Regions from separate parts of the Homo sapiens genome. Here region 1 is linked to region 2. A link is a loop called in an ENCODE intact Hi-C map of the cell type or tissue named here. Cell type or tissue: heart right ventricle. All regions are shown on one strand. Links, peaks and the distances in the headings refer to the core of each region. The heading gives the core; the rest is flanking DNA. Region 1 overlaps LINC02998 (long intergenic non-protein coding RNA 2998). Region 2 has its middle 97 kb from the start of LINC02998.

Region 1 (15,631 bases), core at 5,220-13,219, 72 kb before region 2:
GAGACTAATGAATGTTTTGTTGAGGTAAACTAGTGTAAAAGGAAAAAGACACAGGACATGGCTTGCCTTGGCTCAGCAAAAAAGGGATCAGGGGAGGCCAGGCTCAGTGTTTGAAGAGTCTTTCATTTCATAAAGGGTTTTAGAGTGCTTAAAGAGAGAAATGCATCTCTTCCTCTTCCTTCTTCCTCCTTCCCTCCTTATCCTTCTTAAAAAAATTGGTCTGTGGTTTTGGACAATTTAAATTTGTAATAACTGTTACAAACTGTAATGTAGAAAAAGAAACAGAACCCAGACAAATTGGTTAATGTATAAATGCATTTTTTGCAATATTGGCTTGCTCCAGTATTGTTTCTGGTGTGGCAAGCCTATGGAGCTCAGTGGGAAGACAAGCTCTTCCTGCTGCCCACACCCTGTTCTCTCACAGACAAAGATCTTGGAAAGGCAGACCTTGGCAGGTGTCTGCTCTGCACACAACGAAGGCAGATGACCTAGTTGAAGTCTGTGGCAAATGCCTTCCAGCAATGCTACCAAATTAGCATTAAAACAAACAAACAAACAAACAAAAACTCTAATTCAATTTTTTTTCCCATTAGGCTGAAACTCTGATCATTGCAAAGCAGATGGCGTAAAGCAATAGAGTAGGAGTGGGATTATTTTCTAGCATGAATTAAATTGCTTATAAGCCAATTCCTAGGTAATGGAAGTCTGTAGAGCATCATCATCTGTTTGTTTGGGATCTGGTCAAGTAACATGCCAACAATGGTATTAAAAAGAAAAAAAAAGAAGCAGTTGATAGAAATCAGGAGGAATAAGATTTCGACACAAAGACTGATGGTCTGTTTAGTGAAATGAAAAGAGACCTGAGAGTTAGAAGACTTGGGCTCAAGTCCTGACTCTATTTACTACTTGCTTCCTAACTGTGCCTTATTAAGCCACTTAATCTCTCCAATCCTCAGTTTCTTCATCTATAAAAATAATAATAATAATGGTGAGTATTTCCTTGGGTTACTGTGAAGATTTCACAACAATTTCTTTAAAAAAAAGCTATTTTGTTGTAATATCGGAATGATTAATAGACACTAATATCTTTGTAAGGCTTTAGTCTTCCTATCTTTCTATAAGATGCCTACTTTAGATTATCTGACCTGAATGTTTGACTTAACCTTTTTGAAAGAAGAGATAAACAAGTCTTGTGATTATTCAGGCATCTTTAGTTTAATGAACTCCTAGATAATTTGGGAAATCACTGCAACTAACTAGCTACTTCTTGTTTGTCTTGTTCTACATTCATTTCCAAGATATCCTCTGTCCAAACTTGGGAAGAAGTCAGAGCTGATAGGGTTTCTTTGTAAACGGAATTGTATTCTGTATAGTTTAAGAGAAAGAGTGAGCAATTAAGCAACAGTAACTTACTCCAATATCTGAGCTGATAAAAACCTCAATAGTAGATGAGATTATGGTCCTCTCATACGCTATTCATTCTGTTTTTACAAGCCAGTGGTTTAGGATGTTCTAAGTCCCAAATGGAGTTGGAATATTATTTTCTAGTGTGTGACTTTCTAGTCAACTGAAGGTATATCTGTATCCCGGAGACTTATTTGATTATTTGGGAGGGCTTATTATAAAAGGATTGCAGAAAGCATTTACACGACTTGCAATTATATCTTTTTTTGAAACGGAGTTTCACTCTTTCACCCAGGCTGGAATGCAGTGGCATGATCTCACCTCACTGCAGCCTCCGCCTCCCAGGCTCAAAGGATCCTCCCACCTCAGCCTCCCGAGTAGCTGGGACCACAGATGTGCACCATCATGCCCAGCTACTTTTTTTGTATTTTTGGTAGAGACGGGGTTTCACCATGTTGCCTAGGCTGGTCTCAAACTCTTGAGCTCAAGCAGTCTGCCTGCCTTGGTCTCTCAAAGTGCTGGATTACAGGTGTGAGCCACCATGCCCAGCAGCAACCATAGCTCTTACGAGATTTGTTCCCTTGAGTTTCATCAACATTTTCAGATTTGTTAGCATCTGACATTGAAAACAAGAGTTTTCTAAAAATATTTGAAAGAGATTCATGACAAAGAAAGGATTTCCGAAATTCTTTATCTCTCATTTAACATACCAAGAATCACACCTGGACCACATTTCTCTATAACAAGGAATAAGCTTTTGGATCAGGTAAATGTTCTGCCATGATGGCCAGGCCATGAGGTGTGTTCCCTGAATAGAAGGAGGATTTCATGTGCAGGAAGCAGGAAAAGTCTATCCCTTTTATCTCCAGGAGACAATGAAAAGAAGGGAGACAGAGGTAGGTAAAGAAGGCTGTCAGACATGTGAGTCCTGAATTCCCTTTGATGAGCTTTAATTTTACTTCCTGCTAGAAATCTGCAAGAGGCATCTGTGCAATGGACATCATGCCAACAAGGCACAGCTCAGCTAAGAGAGCAGCAGGCTAGACAGAGGATCTGGATTACACTCCTGAGTCTCTCCTGATTTCTGTATGGCATAAACACCAAGAGAGAGCCAGGGGGTCATCCTTAGGGCCATCATGGTTGGAGTGAGATAATCACATAATAAAGGCTGGGGAAGAACAATTTGGTCTGGGGCTCTGGAAGGACATAACAAAGACTCAGAGAAGTCTGCCCTGCAAAGTTAACAGAAAGTAGCCACAGGATCCTGACTCAACTGAGAAAGAATTCAGCAGCTGCCCACTGCAAAGCAGACTCCCTACAGGCAAGGCCACCTAGGATTGGGAGGACATCAGGTGGGCTTGAGACTCTTTTACTCCAGTGTTTTTCCTTTCATATCCTAGACACTACGTAGGAGAAAGAAAAGTTAATATTAATAACAGCAATTATTCCAACAGTACAGGTATTACTCAGAGGTTATTTACATTGTAGCAGTAGAGAAAGGTTTACCTGGATTCGGCATTGAGTCATCCTCTTTGGTATATCCCAACAAACAAGCAAGGGAAGCATCATGAGAAAGATTAGGCCCAGAGGTATATCTTCTCTGCACATCTGAATTGTTATGTGAGTAAATTTTGCAAGCCCATCACACAATATTTCCTAAGCAATATGAGATAATAAAAATTTATCTGTTGAAAGCTTCATGTATGCCAAGCACTAGGCTAGGAACTGTAGACTGAATGAAGGATGAGGCGTAGTGTAGTCTTTGCCTTCAAGAAGCTCATGGTTTAATAGGAGAGCCATCTCAGGTCATTAAAATGATCCGTTTACTTGTCTAAGTATTATAGTTAAAGCAAGCACAAGAGGATGATAGGAGAGCCATCTACCAAATCTATCAAGATTATGGTCTAGAAATGTCCAATGAGCATCATACATGACTAAAAAGGTGCTGCTAGTAGCTATCAGACTTCAGAAGTTTAGTGGCTTAAAGAAAAGAGCTATTCTTTCTCATGAAAGAGTCATGGAGGGTCTTCTGGTAGGAGGAGCAGCTATCCTCTCCTTCATTCAGGGACCCAGGCTGAGGGTTGCTCTGTCATATTCAACATGTGGATCTCAAAGTCACCTTGAGCATCCACCTTACAGTCAGCCAACAGTGAGAGGGTTTTATGGACACACATAACTACAAGGGAAGTTGGGGGAGTTAAGCTGGTCAAGGGGGAGACAGGATTTTGTAGGACATCTGTAATGTTCCACAAATGTAAGCTTCACTGACTGTAGTGGAATGGCTTGTTGAAGATTAAAAACTGATGGCTTTTGTTTCGAACTGTGGAAGTGAGGCATGGAAGATCTTTCAGTAGCATTTAGACAGTGACTCGAGACATTCTTCTTCCATCTCTTGCCACAAAGGTGGGGTTATAAACAGATCTATTGTTTTTGTAGGTGAGAGCTCTCTTGAAGGAAATCATATTTTATTGTCCAAAAAGAAGGTAGGGGTTAACATTTTAGAGTTTAGAAGGCCAGAAAGAAAAGAAGCTTCCAGGTTTGTACTCAGATCCATTGCACCCACAGCAACAACCTGTAAACAGGCCATTTTGTGTTTTCTTCAGCAGAAAGGCAATCCAGGTCTCTTGTCCTGGAAAGCATTTAGAATGAGGCATTTGTGCTTTAGGGCATAGCGAAAGAGGTATCAGCATTCTGAGGAATGAGAAGGGGCAGGAAGTTTGTTGGGTGCTCAGCGTGAGAGCCGGTCTTGGGATCCTTCTGTGGCTCTAGTGGGTCCAGGGCTGGTGGACTGAGGAAAGGACTGTAGTGAGTGGACACTGCATGGTGCCTGTGGAGTGACTGGACCAGACCATCAGTCACAACCTTGTGTTTCAGGAGGGCTCTTGAATGACAGGCTGCTGATCTGTAGTTGAATGGAGCCTTCCTCTTCTCTGAAGTTCAGGGACCCTATCCAGTAGTGTCTTTTGGAGATACCATCCATGAATGTCTCAGCCCCTGTGATATGGCATTGCTCAGCAACACCCCTGTGCTGGAGGGACACTCTTTCAGAATGGCTGCACTTGCTACTCCACGGGCAAAGAGCCAAGTGAATGCCTCCATGTACATCTAATCTCTCAAGTGGAAAAGCCAGTAGCAATTTTCTGCGGAGCTTTCTTCCTCATCTTCTACTTCTATTCTGTTACCAAATTATGAGAATTTTACCTCTTAAGTATTGCTTGACACTCTTAACTTTTTCCAACTTTGGTGTCACCACATAAGCTTAAATCATGATCATCCTTCTCACCTATACTTCTCCCATGGACTCTTTAGGTCGACTATTCCTTGCTCTTCCCTCCAACACAATCTGTTGCCACTGTATTCAAAGTTGCTGTCTTCCCATAGTTACCTGAATTATAGCTAAAACCCCTTAGTATTCCCCATGAAATTTGACTTTGTCTAGAAAGCCCAACTATCTTTTCTCCAGCCCATCATGGACCACATCCCTCACTCATATTGGCTTCATCCTATCACATTGGCCTTCTTCCAGGTCCTGGAGAAACTAGCCCTGCTCCTTCCCACCTTTGGACCTTTGCAAAGGCCATGCACTGGGCCTGGGGTGCTTTTTCACAGTCTGCCTGGGCAGAATTTGCTCCCAATCATCCTCCAGTTCTCAGATACATCAGGGTGACCCCTGACTCCTCCTAAGACTGGATCAAGTGCCTACTCCTTACTACATGGTATGATAAAACTTTTCTTCATAGCACTAGGTATAAAATGAGCCCAGTGGTCATTTTATACCTAATCATATAACATTTGATTAACACCCATGTTCTGCTGTAGACTGTAAGAATTATGAAGCCAGGAACTGTGCAATTTTTTTTCCCTCCCTTCCTTCCTTCCTTCCTTCCTTCCTTCCTTCCTTTCCTTTTGCATCTTAGACCACACTATCTTGTTCACATTTTACCTCTAATGCCTGACACACAGACGTTTCTCAATAAATTCTTGTTTAATGTGCAAGAAAACAAACTGTAATAACAGCAGGGACATGCTTTAAAATTTTCAAAACTGCGCTGGGCACAGTGACTCATGCCTGTAATTTAAGCACTTTGGGAGGCTGAAGCAAGGGGATCGCCTGAGCCCAGGGGTTCTAGACCAGCCTGGGAGACACGGCGAAACCCCGTCTCTACAAAAACAAAAACAAACACAAACAAAAGACAAAAAAAATAGCTGAGCATGGTGGAATGTGCCTGTAATCCCAGCTGCTTGAGTGGCTGAGGCAGGAGAATTGCTTGAGCCTGGGAGCTTGAGGCTGCACTGGGCCATGATCATGCCACTGTGCTCCTGGGCAACAGAGTGAGACCCTGTCTCAAAATAAATATAATATAATATAATATAAAATGAATTTCAAAGCCTTTTCATATACATGATCTCACTTGACAAATGAGAGGGAAAGGGGGAGTTAGAGTCCCTTCTCAGCATGCTGCTCTGCCTGCCTTACATAGAATCTGCTATCAGAGGAAGAGCTTTAAACAAGCTTTTGGGGCCAGGGTATAGTGTGGGATGTGATGAATGGTGCCTTGTAAGATGCTTCCTGTGAAGCTTGCCCATGGGAATGAGTTATATGTATAATATATATACATTTGTATGAACTCTGCACAAAATACGAGGTAAGATGGAAAATGGCTGGAAAAGTGCCAAAGAGACGTGGGAAGTTTGTAGAAAGGTGATAGTCAGGAAAGAATAAGTAGTTAAAATAAGCTAATGTGTGGCTAGAGAGGAAATAATATTTAGAGGTAGGCTAGATAAAACATCATGGCTAGAAAGAAAACAGGAAGAATATTACTGAAGAAAATTGGCCAAGAAAAAAATGCAAACTCTAAAAGGTCAGAGAGCCATTTGAAAGAAGGGGGTTGAGAGATCAAGGCCTACGCCAGTGCCTTCCAGGCAGCCGCCCTTTTGAGTAGAATTGATTTGTGGATATATTTAGGTGCCTGGTTGAAAGACAAAACACAGCACTCAGATACTTTCTCTCATCTTATTTCATCTTGACGTTGGTCATTATTGCTAAGGAGACAGGGACATGGAAAACCACTTAGGGAAAGTAAAGACAGAGATTTTAAGGTGAAAAATAATTTGGTCATAGGACCCTTTAACCTTCCTTTCTCAGGTCTCTGAGAATAAAAAAATGGTCTTTGGCATGCTAACCTTTAGCTTTGTACATTTGATTCTGCAACCTAGAGGGAGAAAGAGAGAGAGAGAGCACATGATTGGATGGTAGAAATGGGTTCCATACTTCCCCTTTGGAGAGAATTTTTTCTTTGGCCCTGCCATTCACTTCAATATTGTCCTCACCTTCTTAACTCTAAATTCCTGTACTTATGTCTCCTCAGTCTCACCTCTCATTCACCCTTTAATCCCTTCATTCTCCTAAAATTGCTCTTTGTCATTCCAGAATATGTTATTTGGAGTCTTTTACTGCATCTAGCACTTTCTGCATGCATTTTCTATCATTTGTGTATACACTTCATTTGTTGTGTATATAGTAGATTATAGGTACCCAGAGGCACAAATCCTTATCTACGGGGATGTATCATGTTCATTTCTGACTCTGTAAGGCACTTGCTCAATGTCTTATATATAGTAGGATGTCAATAAATATTTATTGCTCTGAATGGCTAAAACCACATTACCTTAAACTATTCAGGGGCATATGCCTCCTGTTTTTCCTTCTATTTCAAATATGTCACAGGAAGAAAAAAACTGCCTTATCCGGTATAATCTTCCAAGGATTTTATAAAAATTCAAAACACATACTGTATCCAACTCATGAACTCATCAACTTAGCCTGCATCCAAGGATTTTCAGGAGACTGGAAAAAAGGAAACACACTAAAATAGAATATACTTTTTTATGTTTGATGTTTTTCTTCCTTGATTTTTCTGGGAATATTTCTAGATAAAAGAGTATACTTTTCATACATAAGTGTTATATATATATGTTTTGTGTGTGTGTGTGTGTCTGTGTGTTATGAGGTATACTTCATTGAAAAACTGAAGGCCAGGGACTGCTTTTGAAAGCCACAATGTGGCCATGTGGCTCCTTAAGACTTACGACCAGTAATGGAGATGGTGAAGATAAACTCCTTCAGCTTTGGGATCATGATGCCACGGCTTTGTTCTGGCTGGCTGTCCTCTATAGATGTCTACCAGTTCCTATTAGCTGATTACAGAGGTACACATTGGCAAGGCATGTATATGCACACATGTGCAATACAGAGGTCTACCTGGATTCTGCCACCCTGGGCTTCTCATATCCTCATTACTAGAGCCTGGAAGGGCACATTGGAGATCTGGCTCTGGCTTGGATCCCTTAGGACTTCACGTCTTGGTGGCCTATCTCATCTGCAGGGAGAAGACATGGGAGGCTGTGGTGACCACCATTAGGGTCAGCTCGCAGGGTGCTTTCACTACTCTGTCAGTCAATCAGCAGTCAACTAATCTTTATTGAGCACCTACTATATGTAATGCATGAATGGCGCTGCTCTAGGCAGGGGAGATACAAATTCTTCAGATACCTGTGACTCAGCTCTGGCCTCAGAGGAGGTGGGGGGTCCCTCCTTCATCCTTCCCGTCTCATCATGGGTCACAGAGAGTCCCCAGCACTATCTTTCCTGTCTTGTTATAATAGTCTTAGAGTACCTCTTCATTTTACAGCTAAACTAGTAATGATCCTAGGATTACCAAATTTACAACAAAATTCACTCTTGTAATCTAACAGCTTGCCAAAATATGGGTGATTTTTTAGATTTTGAAGTGGAAAAAGGAGGAAGTAGAGATGGGGAGACAACTTACCATTCGTTTTGACAAAGAGGAAAATTAAAATGAAGAGATTCACCCAGGCCCACTGTTTTTTCCATGTCCTTGTGTGAAAGTGTAGAAAGGTTTGATGGGACAGAAAGAACACTCAGATTGGGTGTGCTTACTCATGCCTTCAACAACATTCTATGTGCTGGGCCCTCTGCCAGGGCTTAGAAATATAACAGTCAATAAGACAGGCACAGTGTGTCAGGACACCAGGGTTTTGATTTGACTCTTGCCAAATGAATTTTGTGACCCTGAGAAGACACTTCACTTTTCTTGCTCTCAGTGTCCACATCTGTAAGCTGAGACTGACACTGGAGGTGGCCAACATTCTCTAACTTTTTCCTAGCTCCGCCTGGAACCTCTAGGACCAGGGACACAAACTCTTATCTTGGAAATGGAGGTACTGGTGCCGGTCACTTTTCCATGAAGGGCTGGGGAGATGCCTCTGGGGTCCAGTCCCCTCTAGACAGTGAGCATCCAGATTCCTGAGGATCAAGGGGAGGTGTGATGATCTCCATTGTCCTGGGCCAGGAAATGCCAAACAGGAGTTTCACATTCAGCTCCTTCTCTGGACTACCCTGGGAAGGAGCCCACCTCCTGCTGCTCAGCCCAGCGGGTGCTCTGTGCTGACTCTCACACGGGCTGTCAGCACATTGACTGCATTCCTCTGCATTCTCCCGGCTTCAGGGTTGTCAGCCAATTAAAAGAGCAATTCTGACACTGGATGAAAAGGGAAGGGAGAGCTATGTTTGGTGCAAAGTGTGGGCAGGAGGCACTGCTGGTGCTGGAGGAGTCCAGGCTGGATGCAGAAGCTGCTCCTCCCTCCTGTGGAGGAGGACAGCCCTGCCCAGCCCACCAAGCTCATCCCTGTCCCCACAGCGGACAGCTGGCCCCAACCCCTGGAAGATCCTGCCGCTGTGGTCTGTGCAGAATTTAATTACACCTTTGGGAGGTGTTTTTTGTCCCCCTGCACATCACCAGGAAGAAACTATGACTTGCAAATTCAGGGTTCTTAACCTTTTTTTGTGCCCTTTGGCTGTCTGGTAAAGCCTATGGATCCCCTCTCAGAAGAATGTTTTTAAATGCAAAAATTTAAATACATACATAGAATTATAAAGGACATAAAGGACACCAGTCATATTAAAATCAATAAACAAAATATTTTAGTGATAAAGTGATAGAATCACAGGTACTGCTAATACTACAGTGTTTGCTGCCTATGGTGTTATTTATTGCTGCATAACACAACTTAGCAACTCAAAAATAACAAATATCACACTCAGTTTCTAAGGGTTGGGAATCTAGGAGGGGCTTAGCTGGGCGTTTTTCCTCTGAGTCTCCCATGAGGTTGAAGTCAAGTTGTTGGCCAGGACTCCAGCCATCTGAAGGCGGGAAGATTGACTTCCAACTTCCAAGCTCACTCATGTGGCTGTTGGCTGGTCTCACATTCTCACTGGCTCTTGGCTGGATGCCTTAGTTCCTTGTCACATGTCAAGACATGGCAGCTGGCTTCCCTTAGAGTGAGTGATGGAGAAAAAGAACAAGAGTCCCAGTCAGAAGCTGCACCCTTTCATAACCTAATCTCGGAAGTAACAGCCATCACTCCTCCTGTGCCGTATGTCACAGGACCAATGTGGGGCTCCAAGGGAGGGACTGCACGGGTGTGTGAACATCAGGAGGGGGGTCCCTGGAGCCACATGGGAAGCCAACTATCACACCTACATTCATGACAGAGGGACAGGCTAAATTTTCATTATAGCTTAGTAAAAATAGAGACATAAATTTTTTTCTCATCCAGTTTCCTGGAACCTGAGATCTAGCCACAGACCCCAAGTTAAGAATCCCTGATAGATTGAAAGCATTTTTGTTTCCAGGCAATTTCTAGTCTTTTTATTCATGACTTTTTTTAGCTTTTTTGAGGTACAATAAAAAAATTGAACACATTTAAGGTGTACAATTTGGTGTTTTGATATATGTATGTATTGTGGAATGATAGCCAGAATTTATTGAGGTATAATTAAAACTTGTACACATTTAAGGTATACAACTTGGTGTTTTGATTTACACATGTATTGTAAAATGACAGCCACAGTCAAGCTAACTAACGTATCTTCACCTCACACAATTTACCCATAGTCACATTGACGTATGTTAGATGTCCAGAACTTACTCATCTTGCAAAACTGAAACTTTATACCCTTTGATCAATGTCTCCACATTTCTTCCTCCCCGCCAGCCCCTGGTAACCGTCATTCTACTCTCCACTTCTATGAGTTTGACTATTTTAGATTCTACATATAAGTGAGATCCTGAAATATTTGTCCTTCTGTGTTTGGCTTATTTTACTTAGTATCATATCCTTCAGATTCATCCATGTTGTTGCAAACGGCAGGATCTCCTTCTTTTTTTAGGCTGAATGATATTCTGTTTTGTATATGTATACATATATACCACATTTTTAAAAATCACTTATCTATTGTAGACATTTAGGTTGTTTCTATATCTTGGGTATTGTGAATAATGCTTCATTGCACATTGGAGTATTCATATCTCTTCAGGGTACTGATTTCATTTCCTTTGCATATATACCCAGAAATGAGACTGCTAAGTCATATGGTAGTTTTATTTTTAACTTTTTGGGGAACCTCCATACTGTTTTCCGTAATAGCTATACCAATTTACATTTCCACCAAGAGTGTACAAGGGTTTCCTTTTCACCACATCCTCACCAACACATGCTATCTTTTGTCTTTTTGATAATAGCCGTTCTAACAGGTGAGAGGTAATATTATATTGTGATTTTAATTTGCATTTTCCTGATTATTAGTGATGTTGAGCACCTTTTTATACACCTATCAGCCGTTTGTATATCTTCTCTGATAAATGTCTATGTCCTTTGCCCATTTTTTATTGGGTTGTTTGATTTTGCCATTAAGTTGTTATGAATTCCTTATATATTTTGGATGTTAAACCCTCATCTGATACGTGGTTTGCAAATATTTTCTCCCACTTCGTAGGTTACCTTTCACTTTGTTGATTGTTTCCTTTGCTGTACAGAGGCTTTTTAGTTTGATAGAATCCCATTTTTCTATTTTTGCTTTTGTTGCCTGTGCTTTTTGGGGTTATATCCAAGAAAAATCATTGCCCAAACAAAGATCAAAAAGCTTTTTCCCTATGTTTTATTCTAGTAGTCTTTCTGATTTTAGATCTTACTTTTAAGTCTTTATTTTGAGTTGATTTTTGTATATAGTGTGAGATAAGGGTCCAATTTCATTCTTCTGCATGTGGATATCCAGTTTTCCCAATACCATTTGTTGAAGAGACAATCTTTTCCCCGTTGTGTTTTCTTGGCACCTTTGTGAAAGATCAGTTAATGAGTGTATTTATTTCTGGGCTCTCTATTCTGTTCTATTGGCTTATATGTCTGTTTTATGCCAGTGTCATGCTGTTTTGATTGTTATAGCTTTGTAATATATTTTGAAATCTAGACAGCTGTTGCTTCCAACTTGGCTCTTCTTACTCAACATTGCTTGGACTATTCAGAGGTTTTTGTGATTTCATATAAATTTTAGAATATTTTTTCTATTTCTATAAAGAATGCCTTTGGAATTTTAATAGAAATGTCATTGAATCTGTAGATCACTTTGGGTAGTATGGATATTTTAACAATATTCTTTTGATCCATGAAAACAAGATTTCTTTCTATTTATCTGTGTCTTCTTTAATTTCTTCATCAATGTATTATAATTTTCAGTGTATAAGCTGGCCCTAGGGGAGCGGAGTTACTCAGGTAAAATGCTTTCTATACTTTTCTATATGGCTGTCCTCAGTTTTTGTGCTCCACTGGGTGGCTGTAGCTTCTTAACCTCACTCCGGAGCTCTCCCAGTGCTCTTTCAGTCCCTGGATAATTGCCAAATTGTTGTTTATTTGGTGGGGGAGGAGGGTCAGAGCCTCCTAGTCCACCATCTTGCTGATGTCACTCCTTAGACAATTTCTGTGTCTAAAGAGAAATGCTGTAGGATAATAAATATTACAGACCATCCTCTACTCATCAAAGCTGCAGGGCCAGTGCACAGGCCTGAAAAGCTTCCCTTTGATTAGTTGAGCTCAGGGTTGCTGACACTCTTAGCCTTGCACAGAGCCTAATGTATGGAAGATGGTGTATATTTATGGGATGAAGAGATCTTATTGATTAGTGCATATCAGATCAAAATATGTTAAAGTCAGGCAAATTGCTGGAGACCATCAGTAGATTACTTTTTACAGAGAGACTATACATGCCTTGCTCCTGCCTGGAAAACTCTGCCTGTTCTGTTCCCTGAGCTTGGAATGCTCTTCTTCCAGATATTGCTCTTTTCCTGCCTTCCTACATTTCTTTACTCAACTACCACTTTCTTGGCAAGGTCTCCAATCTGCTTCTTCTATAATAGGAGTTTCTCAGATAGCCCTGAAAGATCCTCATCCCCTGGTCTTTGTGTCCTTCTATAGTCTTGTCCTTGAGTGTGGGAGGGACCTAGTGACCAACTCCTAAGGAAAAGAAAATAGCAAGAGGGATGGCATGTCACTTCCAAGATTAGGTAACAAAGAGTCTGGCTTATTTCCAGCTTGCCTTCCCTTCCTCTCTCACTTGCTCTCTTTGGTGAAGCCAGCTGCCATGTTGTGAACTGCCCTAGAGAAGCTGATGTGGCCAGGATAGGAGGGAGGGCTCTGCCAACCAGCTGATAAAGAGCTGAGAACCTCGGTCCAACAAACTTCCAGAAATTGATTCCTTGCCAACAACCATGTGAGTGATCTTGGAGGTGGATCCTCCCCTGTTCAAACCCTGAGATGACTGCAAGCCTGGCCAGCACCTTGATTACAACCTTGTGAGACCTGAGACCCTGGCCCAGCCTGTGACTTCCTGAGCCAGAGGACCCTGGGCACACCTAAACTGTGCCTGGATTTCTGAGTCATGGAAACTGTGATCATAAATGTTTCTTGTTTTAAGCCGCTCATATTTGGGGTAGTTTGTTATTCAGCAAGAGGTAACTAACACATTATCAACAATTATAACATCTCACTTTCACCTGGTATTTCCTATCCTTCACTTCCACTACACGCCATTGTTCCTCCTTACCACTTTTCACTATATAACACATATTTTTTACTTACATATGTTGTTGTCTGTTTCCCCCAATAGAATGTGAGTTCTATGAGGGCAGGCATTTTTGGCTAGAAGTATACCTAGAACAGTGGTTGGTGCACATTCAGTGCTCAATAAATACTTGCTGAATAAATGAAGGATGTGAAAATGGGAATGGGAGGAGCATGCCTAGAGTTCCGGTGGCATTTGAGAGAGCAGCCCCTTAGATGTGCTATCTAGACACATTCGACTCACCCTTCCCACCACTGTGAGATTATTCTCCATATCCCTGCCCTACCTCCTATACTTCCCTTGACCTGGGCAAGCAGGGCCCCTGTCCCAGACCCCGTACCTCATCAGGGATCTCATCTTGGAGTGTCTTCCTCATATTTGTCTAAATCCTCTTCCAGCATCTGAGAACAGCCTAGATTGGTAGTGCCTCTGTTGGGGTGCCCCAAGTCCAGACTGCCTCCCATGTAGACCCAGTCGTCATTGCTCTTGTTCAAGTGCTCTCCTGCCACCACCCCCTCAGAACCCTGACTACCCCCAGTGAGAATCATTACAGCAAGGCACTGTTAGTGACAAGAATGTGCTGGCCAGGAGAGTAACAACAACAATAATAATAATGAAGGTTATAGATTGAAGGAGAACTAATAAAATAAATTTTAGTTGAATCCTGGTTTGAAAAAAATCACATCCACAATGCTCTTCCTTATATTTTTCCCAGCTGTAAAACAAAGGCCTCATCAAATTGATGAGTCAGGAAAGATATAAAGGACATAGCCCTCTGTCCCCAGTTTGCTGGGGGCAGGAATTTTTGTCAATTTCAAACAAATCCACAGTTGATCGGTTTTCCTAGAGCCTATATACTTGTCAACATGAATGGGCTTCTACATGATTTAAGCCACTTCACAACAACAAAAGAAGGATGTTTCTTCCTTTTTCATTATCTAAGCCTTTAAAAATAGTCGAGATAAGCCTTCAGCAGGAATGCAGTTTACATACGTGAGGCCTCTGCCAAGGGGTGACTTTTGCCTTATTTTGTTCTTGGCTCTTAGTCATCCCAGCCCTAATGTAGCACAGGATCTGGTTCTAAACAGCCTGGGTTGAAAATGCAACTCTAACCCTTAGGTGTATGACCTTGAACATGGCACTTCTCAGTTTTATCATTTGTAAAATGGTGTATCAGTTCATTTTCATGCTGCCGATAAAGACATACCTGAGACTGGGCAATTTAGAAAAGAAAGAGGTTTAATTGGACTCACAGTTCCACATAGCTAGGGAGGCCTCACAATCATAGCAGAAGGCAAGAAGGAGCAAACCACATCTTATATGAATGGCAGAAGGCAAAGGAAGAGCTTGTGCAAACCATCAGATCTCGTAACATTCACTCACTAGCATGAGAACAGTGCAGGAAAGATCTGCCCCCATAATTCAATCACCTCCCACTGGGTTCCTCCCATGGCATGTGGGAACTGTGGGAGTTACAATTCAAGATGAGATTTGGGTGGGGACACAGGCAAACCATATCATTCTGCCCTTTGACCCTCCCAAATCTCATGTCCTCACATTTCAAAACCAATCATGCCTTCCTAACTGTGCCCCAAAGTCTTAACTCATTTCAGCATTAACTCAATAGTCCACAGTTCAATGTCTCATCTGAGACAGGCAAGTCCTTTCCACATAGGAGCCAGTAAAATCAAAAGCAACGTAGTTACTTCCTAGGTACAATGGGGATGCAGGCATTGGGCAAATACAGCCATTCCAAATGGGATAAATTGGCCAAAACAAAGGGGCTTCAGGCCCCATTCAAGTCCAAAATCCAACAGGGCAGTCAAATCTTAAAGCTCCAAAATGATCTCCTTTGACTCCATGACTCACATCCAGGTCATGCTCATGCAAGTGGTGGGTTCCCATGGTCTTGGGCAGCTCTGCCCCTGTGGCTTTGTAGGATGCAACCTCCCTCCAGGCTGCTTTCATGGGCTGGTGTTGAGTGTCTATGGCTTTTCCTGGTGCACGGTGCAAGCTGTCAGTGGATCTACCATTCTGGGGTCTGAAGGAAAATGGCCCTCTTCTCACAGCTTCACTAGGCAGTGCCCCAGTAGGGACTCTGTGTGGGGGCTCTGACCCCACATTTCCCTTCCATACTATGCTAGCAGAGGTTCTCCATGAGAGCCCTACCCCTGTAGCAAACTTCTGCCTGGACATCCAGGCATTTCCATATATCCTCTGAAATCTAGGCAGAGGTTCCCAAACCCCAAT
Region 2 (15,631 bases), core at 3,078-11,077:
GATAAATTTCATATGAAGTGGACAAATAATGTACCAGCTTGATACTTAACAGTAAAATTAAAGAAATGAGAGGAGTTTACTACATGGAAGAAATGTCATTAATACATACAATGTGAGTTCATGATTGAATTTCATCACCACCAGTCATTTCTGCACTAGGAGAGGTTATAAAAGTGGTTAGCTACTTCCTACATTTTGAAATAATCACATAGTTGTAAGAAAAAGCCTCTGTGACCATCCCCTCAAGTGTAGGAGAGTGAGGAGTGTCTGGATCAGCTCAGGTATCTGGGGGTAAAAGATGAGCTTTTACAAGCAGAACAAAGAAACCAGCATAATTAATATTTGAACATTGTTTATTTTTATATGGAGAAGACTGAAAAAAGGAAGCATAGTTACCCCTTGACCTGACTCTTGTTACCCTGTGACAACAGAAATTGTTCAAGAAGCTGCCAGCAATCCAGAGTAACTAGAGGGGAAAGGAGGATGTAGGGGATTGTGGTGTATACTTTGGTTATAAGCAACAGAAATCCAACCCCATTTGACTTAGGCAAAAAGCGGGCTTTATTGGTGGTGGAATCAATGAAAGGGTAGGAACAACTATGTTGCAAGGAAAGCAGGGATGCAACGGACTTCAGGAGTGACTGAACCAGTACCTGGAACATACTAAGCCTTCAATAAATAATGTTAAATTAAAGAATGAACTAGAGATTGGAATGAAGCTAAGACTGTCTTTGTCTGGCTTCATCCTTCTCACAGATTCATCTTCCCTGCTTGGGATAATATATGGCCACTGACTGCTTATGAGGCTTACATCCTATGACTTCTGCTGCCAGAGAGGACTAATGTCAAGCACTCTCGGTTCCAGGTGGAAAAATCCCAGGAAAAGACTGATTGGGCCAGCTGGGGTCAGGTTCTTTGCCTCCAGGCCAATTAGCTGTGGCCAGCATGGCAAGGTCACATAGTTCCTACAATGGTCATGTGAATTTCAGTGGGATGTGGGGGCAGGCTTGGGAAGTAGGGAAGGAGGAATCTGGGTAAATTAGGGTGCTGTCTTCAGCCTGAAAAGAGGGATGGTACTAGAGATAGCCCTTAGGAAACATATTACTGTATCTCTGTATTAGTTTGCTAGGGCTACCATCACAAAGTACCACAAAGTAGGTGGCTTACACAACAGAATTTATTTCCTCACAGTTCTGGAGGTGAGAAGTCCAAAAAGAAGGTATCAGCAGAGGTGATTTCTTCTGAGTCTTCTCTCCTTGGTGTCTTCTTGTCTTCACATGGTTTTGTCTCTGTGCCTGTCTATATCCTACGGACACCAGTCATGTTGAATTAGGTTCTACCCTAATGATCTCACCTTAACTTAGTTGCCTCTTTAAAGACCTTATCTTTAAATATAATTACATTTTGAGACACTGGGGGTTGAGACTTTAACATATAAATTTAGGACAAGGGGTGGGATGGGGGGAACACAAGTTAGCCCATAACAGTCTCCAATAAGAATATTGTTAAAGATGTTTATTACATAGTGTCTTCTTTAAGTTCTTCTTGATGTGAGTATCAGAAAGAGTTGTGTGGCTTCTTTTTAGATGATTGGAACTATAGTTTGCCCAAATGATCGTGTTTTTCCTTTATTACTGGCTTTTCTGAGCCCCATTTGCTGATGTGCAACCCATTTGGAGCAAGTATATAGGACTTCATGGTATGAATTTCTGTGAAGTCCTATTTTACAGCTATATTTTATGTTACTAACTTGGGTTTCCTTTTTCCTTTCTCACACATTTGTAATTTGTCTTACCTTGTTGTATGGCATAAGTATCTGTATATTTTGTGCATACCATTTATGGCAGCAGTCCGCAACCTTTTTGGCACCAGGGACTGGTTTTGTGGAAGACAATTTTGCTACAAATGTGGGGGGAGGTTTTGGATGATTCAAGCATGTTACACTTACTGTACACTTTATTTCTATCATTATTACTTATTCACCATAATGTAGAATCAGTGGGAGCCCTGAGCTTATTTTCCTATAACTAGATGGTCCCATCTGGGGGTGATAAGAGATAGTAACAGATCATCAGGCATTAGATTCTTATAAGGAGCATGCAACCCGGATCCCTCACATGTGCAGTTCACAATAGGGTTCACGGTCCCATGAGAATCTAATGCCACTGACCAGACAGGAGGCAGAGCTCAGCCAGTAATGCTCACTCACCCACCACTCACCTCCTGCTGTGCAGCCGGGTTCCTAGCAGGCCATGGATCCTCAATGGTCCATGGCCTGGGGGTTGGGGACCCCTCCTTTATGGAATAAAGTGAAATATTAATACCTAGATAAATAAGCTCTAATTCATCAACTGTAGTTACATAAGCAGAACATTATCAAGAAAAAGCAGAGAAAACTTCCATGCTAATAATAAATGTCCTTTGTAATAAGTCACCTCAGATCTTTTTTTGGAAGGAAACAGAACCTATAAAAGACTATATAAATCAGGAAAAAACAAGATGTGTCACAAAACATTTTTTAAAAATCTAACAGTAACTAGGCAAATTGGTGCTTAAATTAACACAAACTGGTAAAAATAAGCATCCCTAAATTGATTTTTCCATATATTTTCCTCAAGGTAGACAAAGTGTAGAAGGAGTCGGATCGTTGCCAGACTGAAAGCATTTTTCTGAGCTCCATCAACTTCTATTAATGGGCAGTGACGCCACTCTGGCCCCAAGCCAGCCACCCATCACACTTCGATTTGTTCGACAGGCTGGCTGGAGGCAGGCATTGCATCAGAAACCTGGCACCATAAACAGCACTGGTTTAAGTAAAGCACCTCCAGAGAGAACTGACTTCTTGTGCCATCAGCAGAGAGCACAGGGCTTCCTCCCAGGGGGCTGCTTGGTGTTGAAGGGCAAACTGACTGGACCCCAAGAAGCAGCACCTCCTAGGGTCTCCGTGGAGCCTCTAAATCACTGCCCCCCAATCCCCACACTGTGAACAGCTAAAGTAGAAATTAACCCAAACAGCCTGGGAACTGTTGGTTCTATTTCATTTGGTTAATGTGGTGGTCCTCCCAAATGTATTTTCAAAGGTACATGGGCTTTTTCTGAATTCTCTGCTTCATAGGCTGTCCCAAATTACATTCAGTGGTGTCTTGGCATGAATTCCAAAATGGCAGTTTAAAGGGAATCCAGCAAGTGACCACAGTGCTCCAAAGGGTGATAGAGGTATCAGTGCTCCTAATGGGGACATGTGTGCTGTGGTATCCTTTCCCAACTAAGTTGGAGCATGGGAGATAAAGATAGGAAGGCGAGGGGAGGAAAGGGTTTGAAATATCATACAGGCTTCCTAGACCTGAAAAACTCACAAATAGATGAAGTGGAGCATGTAACCCAAGACCACAAGGACTTGTAAAGGCAGAATAAAATATCCCTCCAACAGGCTCATGCAACGCAAACAAGACATTAGGGAAAAACTGAGGACATCTGAAGAAAGCATAGACTTTTGTTAACAATAATGTGTCAATATTGGTTCACTAATTATTACAAATGTACCATCCTATTGTAAAATGTTATTAATAGGGGAAATAGAGTGCAGTAGAGAGAAATTTTATGTACTATTTTTAAAATAATTCTTTAAATCTAAAACTGTTCCCAATTAAAAAGTATTTCTAATATACAGGTACACATACATACACTTCCAATATATTTGCTTTAAAATAATCCAGGAGGCAAGAGGAGATATTGGTGGGGGCATTGTCAGAGGAAACAAGATTAACTATGACTTACTAATGATTAGAACTGGGTGACGGATACATTACATTATCCCTTCTACTTTCATACATATTTGAAATTCTCCATAATAAAAATTTCAAAAATATATGCTCCCATTAAGTTGTGAACTGAAAAGATAAGTATATAGCATACATTTACGATATATATATACACATCTCTTACAAAAACCACTTTATGTATACATACACTTAGATATATACATATACTTAGACATATACAGCCAGCTCTTTCATATCTGCAAGTTTCACATCTGTGGATTCAACCAACTATGGATCAAAAATATTCAGAAAAATATACAAAACAATTAAAAATACAATACAAATAATGCAAATAAAAACAATACAGTATAACAACTAGCTACAAATCATTTATATTTTATTAGGTATTATAAGTAATCTAGAGACGATAAAAGTATATAGGAGAATGTGTGTAAATTATATGCAAATACTACACCATTTTATACCAGAGAGACTTGAGCATCCTCAGATTTTGGTATCCATAGGAGTCCTGAAATCAATCCCCCAAGGATATTGGGATGACTGTATGATATTCTGTATATTCATATATGTATATACCAATTTATATATCATATAAACCATTTATATATACATATATGTGTGTGTGTGTATATATATACACACACACACACACACACACACACACCCCTATAAAATAGCAAACAGTAAGAAGAGCTTTAGTCCAGGCTACTTTTTTGCTATGTGAGTGTATGCATACTTTGCAGCCAAAGAGTAGTGTCTTTATCGGTGCTACAGACTGTGGACTTTTCGTTTTGCATGACACACCAATCGTATTAGCCTGTGTCAAAGAATATGCTTCAGTGGCTTTCTTTTGATTGGGATGTTAGGCCAAGTCCCAGCACCATCTTCCCCCTAGAATCAATGGCACACACTGGGTTCTTCAGTGTGATGAAGTGTGACCCCGATGGGGTCAGAGCCAGTGGAGCCATAGCTTTGGAAGGACATTTTTCTCTGTGGTGTTAAAGCAGGCTGCTCCAGTTCTGGGTTTGATCTGAGTGAAAACTCTTTAGCCACCTACGATGTGAAGCTGGGACTGATAAGCTCCCCTGCACTTTGCCTGCCACACTCCTCACAGCTGATAGAGCAGTGCCATCAACAGATGGAAGCCATTAATAAGAGAGAACCCGGCATTCTTTTTCTGAGAGTACCCCATTAAGCTCTTCTTCCTACATCCCTTTCAAATGAGAGGCACCAGTGAGAGGTGACAGCGTGCTGGCAGCCCTCGCTTGCTCTCGATGCCTCCTCGGCCTGGGCGCCCATTCTGGCCATGCTTGAGGAGCCCTTCAGCCCCCCGCTGCACCGTGGGAAACCTTCCCTGGGACTGCTGAGGCCGGAGCCGGCTCCCTCAGCCTGCAGGGAGGTGTGGAGGAAGAGGCACGGGCGGGAACCGGGGTTGCGCGCAGCCTTGCGGGCCAGAGTTCCGGGTGGGCGTGGGCTTGGCGGGCCCCCCACACTCTGAGCGGGCGGCCGGCCTGCTGGTCCCGGGCACTGAGGGGCTTAGCACCCGGCGAGCAGCTGCGGAAGGTGCGCCGGGTCCCCCAGCAGTGCTGGCCCACGGGTGCTGCGCTCGATTTCTCGCGGGGCCTTAGCTGCCTCCCAGCAGGGCAGGGCTCAGGACCTGCAGCCTGCCATGCCTGAGCCTCCCCCACCCCCCGCTGTGGGCTCCTGCATGGCCCAAGCCTCCCCGAGGAGCACCGCCCCCTGCTCCACAGCGGCCGGTCCCATCCGCCGCCCAAGGGCTGAGAAATGCGGGCCCACGGCACTGGACTGGCAGGCAGCTCCATCTGCTGCCTGGTGCATGACCCGCTGGGTGAAGCCAGCTGGGCTCCCGAGTCTAGCGGGAACTTGGAGAATCTTTATGTCTAGCTAAGGGATTGTGAATACACCAATCAGCACTCTATCTAGCTCAAGGTTTGTAAATGCACCAATCAGCACTCACTTTTGTGTCTGGCTCAGGGATTGTAAATGAACCAATCAGCACCCTGTCAAAACGGACCAATCGGCTCTCTGTAAAACAGACCAATCAGCTCTCTGTAAAGTGGACCAATCAGCAGGATGTGGGTGGGGCCAGATAAGAGACCAAACGCAGGCTGCCCGAGCCAGCAGTGACAACCCGTCACCTTCCATACTGTGGAAGCTTTGTTCTTTCGCTCTGCAATAAATTTTGCTGGTGCTCACTCTTTGGGTCCACATTCCCCTTATGAGCTGTAACACTCACAGGGAAGGTCTGCAGCTTCACTCCTGAAGCCAGCGAGACCATGAACCCACCCGGAGGAATGAACAACTCCAGACTCTCCGACTTAAGAGCTGTAACACTCACCGGGAAGGTCTGCAGCTTCACTCCTGAGCTTGCGAGACCAGGAATCCACCAGAAGGAAGAAACTCTGAACACATCCGAATATCAGAAGGAACAAACTCTGGACACGACGCCTTTAAGAACTGTAACATGTAATCCCAGCACTTTGGGAGGCCAAGGCGGGTGGATCACGAGGTCAGGATATCGAGACCATCCTGGCTAACACGGTAAAACCCTGTCTCTACTAAAAATACAAAAAATTAGCTGGGCACGGTGGCGGGGGCCTGTAATCTCAGCTACTTGGGAGGCTGAGGCAGGAGAATGGCATGAACCCAGGAGGCGGAGCTTGCAGTGAGCCGAGATAGGGCCACTGCAGTCCGGCCTGGTCTAAAGAGCGAGACTCCGTCTTTTTTTTTTTTTTTTTAAAAAAACTGTAATACTCTTCGCGAGGGTCCGTGGTTTCATTTTTGAAGTCAGTGAGACCAAGAACCCACCAATTCCGCACACACCAGCATTCCTTCGGGTTCCTAAATAATAAACTGGGAACCATTCACCCTTGACATCTCCATCTCCTTAATCTTCCAGAATCCGGTCAGTCTCCAAGTTCTGCAGATCCTACTCCTTTCACTTCTCTCAAATCTGTTCTCAACTCTTCATCCCTGTTGCCCGTTGAAGTTTCAAGCCTTCATTTTTCTGGTCTATTGCAATGATCTGCTACTTAGCCTTCCCCTGTTTTCAACCCCTGCTGTTCAATTTGCTGTCATGAAGACAAGTAAATATCACTCATTTTCTGGGAATCTCCTCAATATTGCCCCCACAGCCTTCAGGATGATGACTTTGATTCTTGGATTGGAATACAGGGTTCTCTACGATCATGCCTCTGCCTACCTCCCCTTCCTCTCATGCCCCATTCACTACCAACTTCAACTGCTTATAGTTCCCAAACCATGCCAGGCTATGTAATATCTCTTTGCCTTTGCTCCACAGTCCTCTTTCCAGAATGCTCTGTTCTTTCCTCTCCTCTAGGTGAACACCTCTATACTTTTCAAAACTGAGATCAAGCATCACTCGTTAAAGAAAACTCTCCTGGGTCAGGTGTGGTGGTTCATGCCTATAATTCCAGCACTTTGGGAGGCCAAGGCGGAAAGATTGCTTGATGAGATGAGACAGAGATTTGAATTTATAGCCCAGTAAGGGCAATACGATCTTTTTCCTGCGTTTTAACTGTTGCACTCGGCATAGTACTCGGCATGTATTTGGCACTTAGTAAATGATTATTGAATAAATACAGATGTAAATGATGGTCTAATTCAGAACACTATATTGTTAAATATCCTGAATATATTTATTTAAGGCGTAGTTTGCAAACAAGCCATGTATTAGAACATCAGAATTTCACATGTGACAAAGCACGATCTGGTTCAGTGAGCCAAGTTGGTAATCTCCAGCCGATGACGAATTGCTCTTGAGACACTTGTTACAGGCAGCCTCAGGAAGAGGCACAGGCCATTTATACCGCTTCGAGCCGCCAGTCCCAGCTCTCTTGGAGAAAGGCAGCACAGCTGGGAGGGCTCACAACAGGAGGCCTGTTGAAAACAAGTCGTGGTTTCACCCTGTGTTTTGATTTCTGTTCAGGGAAGGGCACTTCCTCTTGCATTTGTAGGAGCCAAGTAACACATTCTGGGTGGAGGGAACTATGGTAGAAAGCCTAGTGTTGGACACATGAAAAGGTGGCAGCATCTTAGAACTGGCTAAACACATATCTTGGCATAAGAACTTGGGTGGCAGGCAACCAAGATTTGGGGAGTGCTTTTCCTGCATCATTTTCTGCTGGGATTGCAATATGAGGGAGGCCTTGTTGATGGGTGTAGTTTGTTATGGTTGGCAATACCTTCTGGTTAGTAGTGGTTGAGTGCTTGCTAACTTGTGAATTCTTCAGAAGAGAGTAGAATATAAAAAGCCTTCAAGCCTCTCCTGTCTCCCCCGCAATGCGGCTAACGCAGGGCAACCGGCAGCAGTGAGCTGTGGATCCAGGCACTGGCTAGAGAAGTTGACAGACCACGAACACGGGGCAAGCTGAGTCTTTCTGTTTCACTTCCGGCATGTTTTTCACCCACAGGGATATTTTGGTCTGTTTCAAAGAAGAGGAAATCAGCCCCTAGCAGAGTGTTTCAGAAAAGCAGCAGAAGAAAAGAAAAAAGATTAAAGCCATATCTCTTGGGGAGAGAGATAAAAATCTGGATTTTGTTTGAAACAATGTTTCCATTTCCAACACCTCAGGTCCATAAAAAGTAGGAGAAAAAAAGTCTTCTTGGGGTTTCAGCATGCACAGTGCATTTATTCTCTCTCTCATTTCTTAATTTGTCAGTTTCTTTCGCCAAGTACCAAATCCAGTAAATGTTCTTTAAATGGAAAGAAAAAAGCAATAATGAATGCCAGAAAAGTTTCCCAACCAGCCGGCCAAACCACAAGTATCCAAAAATGTGATTTCATTTTTAATAATACAGAAAACTGAGGAATATCAAGTAGAAATATAAAGAGAGGAAAAACATTGACTTATTCTAAACACCAATAAAAAGGATTTCCAACTTCAGAATGTTTGTAGAAGACATGAAGAGAAATAGCTAGTCAATGAAGGAATTCAGAACCCGGTGTTCACAAAATTAAGAAGATACTAGTGATCAATGAACTCTAAACACTCATATGGGTTTGCCTTCTCTGAATCCTTTGAAATTCACTCTCTATTCGGTGTCCAAATTTCCTGTATATGTAAAATGGAGCCAAGGAGCCCACATTGTGAACAGAGAAAGTAAAGATCGTGTAGGATGAAGACATTCGTGTTGTAACCTGTGTCTTTTATGCCAACTCTTAGAATTTAAGGAGCAGCTGGGGAGGCCAGCAGGCTGACTTAAGCCCACAAAGGATGGCCTCTGATCCCTGAAACTGGGGGAAGAAGCAAGATAATTCTTAACTACTCAGGTGACATCTCTTCCAAGAAGTTTTCTCTAACTTACTCCCTAGCCCAGGAGGGAAGGCTTAGACCCCTCATCTGTTTTCCCGGAACACCTGGGCATAGCTCTTATTGCATCCAAACGGTTCTTATAATGCAATGCAACACAATACACAGTATCTATATGTCTCCCTTGTTAGACCATGGAGTCTAGAGCAGGGATATCTTTACTTCTCTGGTGCCAGGTATAGTGGCTGGAACATCAATTACCTAATTGACATGAATGCTTTCTTTCTTTGTATCCAAATAACTCAGGGCATTTTAGTTGTTTTATCCTATGGTTATATCATTCTTACCATGTTTTAGTACCGGCAAATAGAATTCATTATTTCCCAGGATATATCAGTTAATAATTTCATAAACAGAGAAACTAACTACATCTGGAGCAGTGCTTCCCAAACTTTACTGTGCATGCAAATCACCTGTGGATCTTGCTACAAAGCCGATCGTCACTCATTTGGCCTGGGAAGGGGCCTGAGAAGCTGCCTTTCTAACAAGCTCCCAAGTGCTGCCAATGCTCTTGGTCCATAAAGTAAGAGTGGCTTGAGCCAGATAGAGTTTAATTTTGTTTCCTGAAAGTTAAGTCCAGAGATTAGCAGTCCAGAGCTTGTTTGGCAGTTCTGCCACATCATCATCAGCCCAGGCTCTTCTATCTTTCTGCTTTACTATCCTAGGTTCTGTTTACCCCAAGGTCTCCCCTTGTCCCAAGATAGCAGCTGCTACTCTAGCCATCACACCTATATTGTAGTCAGTAGAGAGGAGGACACACCAGGGCAAATGGCTGACAGCTGGGTCAGCCCCTTCTAAAGGAGTTGTCAGGAGGAGCCCATCTGACAACTTTCACTCCTATCTCACTGGCCAAAATGTAGTCACCTATCTAAAGGAAGGCTTGAAATGTGATTTTCCTGTTGGGAATATGTTGCTGATTACAACGAATTGAGTTTCTCTTAGGAAGAGGGGGAATGAATGCTGGGTAGATGCCAGCAATCTCTACTATGAGTCAGATGAGATTGTTGTGGATCACCTGTTACTCACCCGTGGTTAGTAACCTCTGGATTGTGCCCCATTCCTGAAGAGACACCAGTTACTCTGTTAAGGTCCATGCGAAACATCAGCTGTCTTTGTGACAAGTTCTGTCTCATAGGCTCCTTGACTGTACTTACTGACTAAAGCTATCATCACTCTTGGCTGTGAAACTTGAAGTAAGATGAGGGGACCAGAACTTCCTACCCTCGCTGCTGCCTCTTTGGAATAACATTAATTGTCAGAGCTTAGTTTGGCCCAGGCCTTATTTGCATCCTTGGGCTCTCGGATGCCAGGGAAACATGGCTACTGTGACAACAGATGAGATCCTGGCTCAAGGATGCTGGCAGGGTCTCTAGCTTATTGTCCCTAAGGTTATGGCTTATAAATAAGGGAATGAGTCCAAAGAGATGTGCTGTTCTTCTTGCTTGGTGCCAATCAGTTCATTCCTTGAGTAACAGTGGAGTCACCCAAAGTGAAGAAACAATTCCAGCCCACTGATTTCGGCCTGAGCACTCACGTTTTTTCCCTGGCTCTTTGCCCAGGATTTCCAGGGAGAAGGCAGGGGCCAAGAAGCAATATACATTCCTGAAAGGAAGGCTTCTTGAGTGATTAAAATGATGGTATCAGTCGGTGGCTCACAGGCAATGACAGAGAACACAGGCAGGGTGCCCTCTGAGATGCACCCCCTCATTTCCTGAGTCATGACGTGGAAGACAGGGAAAGTGCACATCAGCAACAACAGGAAAGGAAAAGGTAGTTGTTTGTTTTCCTTCCGTTCTCCTCCCATCTCAAGGAATTGATACCTCCAAAATTTCAATCTGAGATAACAAAAACAATTTGCAAATAGTCAATAAACAGTGCATTCATTCATTATTACTAGAACTACATTCATGGAAAATAATTTATATAAACTAACCAAAAGTCGTTTTTTAAAAAAGGTAATATGATTTATTTAGATGGGTTCAACCATCAGATTTTTGGGGGGAGGAGGGTAATCCATGAATCTATTTGTGTGCTAAGTATTGCTATAAATTGAATGTGTTTTTCACATCTATTTATTACTATTTTTCAAGTCCTATAGATGCAGTTTTGATTAGTAAAATGCAAGTTTATTTTAAGATGTGACTAAATTTTTATCTGAGAAAATACATTATGGCAAAAAGCAATAACTGGATACTAAAAATATAATGACCATTATGTGAGAGTATGTAGAATTCAAGTATTAAAAAAAGAAGTCCTCCTACCTGAACATGTTGGTGTAACTGAGCCCATATTCAGCTGCCCACTGCTTGAAAGTGAGCCACGAGAAACGAGGTTGGGAATGCCTTGTTATCCCCCCTCCCTTTATAGTTTAGACACAACAACAGCATTAATGTTAAAATAGAGATCATGAGACTGGCAGCACAGCCTGTGGCTATAAGATACCAAATCATAAACAGGACCTAAGGCCATGCCCGGCAAAGGTTAAGTCTCCACCCCAAGATAAACGTGTGTTACATGCATGTTTGTTCAGTACACATGTGTCAAGACCACCTTCATAAATATTTATAGCTACTTCTGTAACCCATTAAATATGTATGTTGAGCTGATCTATCATATACCCACAGGAGCCCTGGATACAATTGACAGTAGGGAGCAAATGTATTGATTTTCTTGCTGATATGGTAGGCCATTCCAGGTTTCTGCCCTGGTGTGAGAACCAACCGATGCTCTAAGAGATTTAACAATTGCCAAATATGTTAAGACGCTAGATATTATACTAACTTTTGTTTATAAGTTTGCTTCCAGCAGAATCATTTTTCCCATGGATATGGACCTGCATCCTTTTCAACTAAGAAATAGGTCCTCCTAAAGACCTGGAAGGAACAAGGGCCTGAACATCAGCTCACTGCCAGGTCAAAAAGTTTCATTCCACAGTTGCCCCACGTTGACCCTGTTTGGCAAGAAGTAGCCAGCTGAGAGATGACATCCCATTGTCCCTAATCCCACAAAATTGTGGAATGAGCCTTTGACAGTGGGGAATTGTAGCAGTGAAACAGCAAAAAAAAAAAACCCAACATAACTAATTCCATTTTTATTTAAGGGGCCTACACCCATTCCTGCACGTTTGCTAGGGTAATTTTAGAGCACTGAGATAATATACAAAAACAGCAATCAAATATTTTGTAAATCGAACTCTGGGATTAAAGAGGAAGTATATAAACAACTAATTATGTTTTGTTAAAGATTTACAGGAGCATTGTGACCCGACCAAGGACAAAAAAGTTCCCAGCCTCCTTCTCTCAGACCTTTCATGGTTCCTGATAGTTGGGGAATGATCCGCTGTGCTGCTGCTGTAGCATCAACGAATACATATACTTCATCAGCCTCCTCCATTTCTAATCTTAGTACTCAGGTCCGTCTCTCAGTCCCAGAGACACTGTCAGCCTTTTATTATAAAATCACTGTCTGATTTTTCAAGAAGTCCTTGAATAGCTCTTTAGTTAAGTAGATCTAAGGCAAGTAGCCACCAATCGTTTTGAAAGAAGTATGGAAGAGAATATTTTTGACTCAGCAAGGAACTGGGGCATGGCTGCTCTTGGTGGGAGGTGATAGGCAATGCTGCCGCGTTGCACCTCCCACCCGCACACGCATACATACACACATTCAGCACCCATGATTTTACAAGGGGCTAAGGAGCCTGCAGGAAAATGAGGTATAGCAAAGCGTCCTCCTCAATGTGACTCTATAGTTTCCCTGTCACTTACAGAATAATTCTTCTCAAGGGATAAAAATTTTTGTTGTGCTGTGAGAAATAGTAGATACTCAAAGCTCTTTGAAAACCTTTGTGGTGCACTCTCTGTAGTGCACGCTCAAAACCCTGAGTGCAGTGCCCTAAAGGTGTTCTTCTCTGTGGGTGGCTAGGTTTGTAGGAAGATCCCCAGCCTTCCCTCCACCACTCCTGGCAGAATGGCTCCAGCCCCATCCCACGCCAACTTCAACCAGAGAGCTCCTGTTTATTTTATGTGCTGAGATTCCAGACATAATTCTGTCAGTTTAAAAAAAAGACCTCTTTTAAATGCATTTTTGAAAGCTGCTGGTCTCTTGTATCCACTGAATTTGGGGAATATCACACACATACACATATAATATGTAATAATACAACATCTATGTAAAAATTTATCAGGATATGACAACAATACTGAAGCAGCAGTGGGTGGTGCACAGGTCACACCTGTGAAAGGATTGTCTTGCATTGTTCTGGCCTGACTCTGGTGAAGAACAAGGTGGTATCGAACCCCTGGGTGAGTCTCAAGAAAAGAAACAGAGTTACGGGACCATGTCAAGCTCTCAGAACTTCTGTATACTCCTTCCTGATTTTTTTTTTCTTTTTATGAGACAGATTCTTGCTTTGTCGTGCAGGCTGGAGTACAGTGGCACAATCTCGGCTCACTTCAATCTCCACCTCCCACATTCAAGCAGTTCTCCTATGTTAGCTTCCTGAGTATCTGGGACTACAGGCATGTGCCACCACACTCAGCTAATTTTTGTATTTTTAGTAGAGATGGGGTTTAACCATGTTGACCAGGCCGGTCTTGAGCTCCTGATCTCAAGTGATTCTCCCACCTCGGCCTCCCAAAGTGCTGGGATTACAGGTGTGAGCCACCACACCCAGCCTCCTGATTTTTTTTTTATCAACCTGATATGGATAGATTCCCAAGTCTTGATTACCCCATCCCCTTCTATTGAAGAGCCCTAGGAGAACCCTCTTTTGAGTTGCCCCCACAAGCTCTTTTACTCATTATGATGGTCAAAGAGAGGTTGTAAAGGGTGCACGATTTTATGAATCCCTTTTTAATCTATCCAGATGATCTCTTGCTGGGAATTACTATTTCGTCTTGTAGGCCAGAGCGTAAGATGAGACCCTACTCTGGCGGGCACAGTGGCTGATGCCTTGTAATCCCAGCAATTTAGGAGGCAGAGGTGGGTGGATTGCTTGAGTCTGGAGTTTAAGGCTAGCCTGGGCAACATGGCAAAACCCCATCTTTTTTTTAAAAAAAAGAAAGTACAAAAATTAGCCAGGTGTGGTGGCACATACCTGTAGTCCCAGCTACTTGGGAGGATAAAGCAGGAAAGTCGCTTGAGCCTGGGAGATGGAGGTTGCAGTGAGCCGAGATAGAGCTACCGCACTCCAGTCTGGGTGATGAGAGTGAAACCTTGTCTTACAAAAGAAAAAAAAAAAAAGAATCTATTTCTAGACAGTGATGAACTTTATTCCCCCATGTCATGGTCCTTGTAGCTTAAGGAGGTATTTGAGGTTAGGCTTCTCTGACCCTTTGCCCATTCTGCCAGGGGATAAGATATTGGACACCACACTGAAGTTAGATGTTGAAAATTGAGGTCCATAATCCCCGTATGTTCAGTCTCATTCACTTATCAAAGAATATTTCTAACTGGATCCCCAACAGAATCCTTACAATGGAGTGCCATCTCCATTGGCCTCAGGAACTGATGATTCTTTTAGTCCTTTCCTTATAGTGCGTGGGCCCACAGCTTACTTTCACTCATTGCCCACCTGGCTTTTGCTGATACATAATGCCCTTGCATAACCTCCTTGGTCAGCCTAATCACTTAACCCCAGGAGGCCCCTTCAGAAAATCTGCAAATCGCTTCTCTGAGTACGCTTGAGCGTAGCTTATTCAGGCCTAGATAAGCTTTGTTTCTTCAAGACAAAGCTTGTCCCTTTTGCTTCCAGCATAGACTCAGGCCATAGGACCCAAGTCTGAATTTTGGGTGCGTAACTTACTTTGAGCAAGTTACTATTTCTGGTCCTCAAGATTCTCGTGAAAAATAAAGATTAAAAATAGTCCTTACCTCCTAGCATTGTTTGAGAGTTAAATGAGTGAGGGCATTTTATACATTTAGACTATACTTGGCATATAATCAGCTATCAATAAATATTAGATAATATTATTTTGGCAAGAACTGGAAGTGACATTGGCTTTACCAAGTTCATTTGTCCATCTGTTCATTTGAAATGTATTTACTGATCCCCTATGATATGCCAGCTATTGTGATCAGCCACAATTAAGAATAGCCACTCCATACATTCTACAAATACATGTATGGATTCTAATGCATTGCTTTTTCTGAAAAATTTTTTTTTAAAACATGATACACCTTCAAAAAAACTGGAATTTTAAAATGCTCATGTCCCTAGATTGCTGGTTATAAACTATAAGTTCTCTGATTGGGAGAGCATTCGGTGGCCTACCCACTGTTACCTCTGAAGGCAAATTTTTACTGTCAGCCTCAAAAGGACTAAGTTAGGAAACTCATGGCAGAACATTAAAATGTTTATTTCTAATGAAGTTTTCAATATGTAGACATGATTTTTATCCACATTTGTATTCCTCTCTATTGAGATAAATCCAATCTAAAGTGAGGCCTATAGAATGAATAAAAAGTAAATAATATTTTAAAAGAGACCTTATGTCT

Evidence for each region. Hi-C counts contacts between places; a loop is a spot of excess contacts. Peaks named below come from ENCODE experiments on the same cell type or tissue, not always from the same donor. Only the 100,000 strongest peaks of a DNase experiment are listed, where the experiment ranks them.
Region 1: it touches region 2 in a loop (1.8-fold over the local background); 16 of 110 quality-filtered maps call a loop at or near these places.

The regions. Positions count from the first base shown.
Region 1 is chr5:54,712,880-54,728,510 of GRCh38, reverse strand. The region is part of intron 1 of LINC02998 (long intergenic non-protein coding RNA 2998); the gene reads left to right. The region is part of intron 2 of LOC105378969 (a long non-coding RNA gene); the gene reads right to left. Among named protein-coding and RNA genes, the nearest start is that of LINC02998, 24 kb to the left of the region's middle. In heart right ventricle, for the core only: a CTCF peak has its summit at 9,073; DNase peaks (open chromatin) are centred at 8,400, 8,937 and 9,700; H3K27ac peaks cover 2,962 bases.
Region 2 is chr5:54,638,957-54,654,587 of GRCh38, reverse strand. It overlaps a transcript of SNX18 not described here. Among named protein-coding and RNA genes, the nearest start is that of LINC02998, 97 kb to the left of the region's middle. RefSeq lists an enhancer at 14,502-15,076. In heart right ventricle, for the core only: no CTCF peak of the experiment used is centred there; DNase peaks (open chromatin) are centred at 7,647 and 8,137; H3K4me3 peaks cover 780 bases; H3K27ac peaks cover 2,832 bases.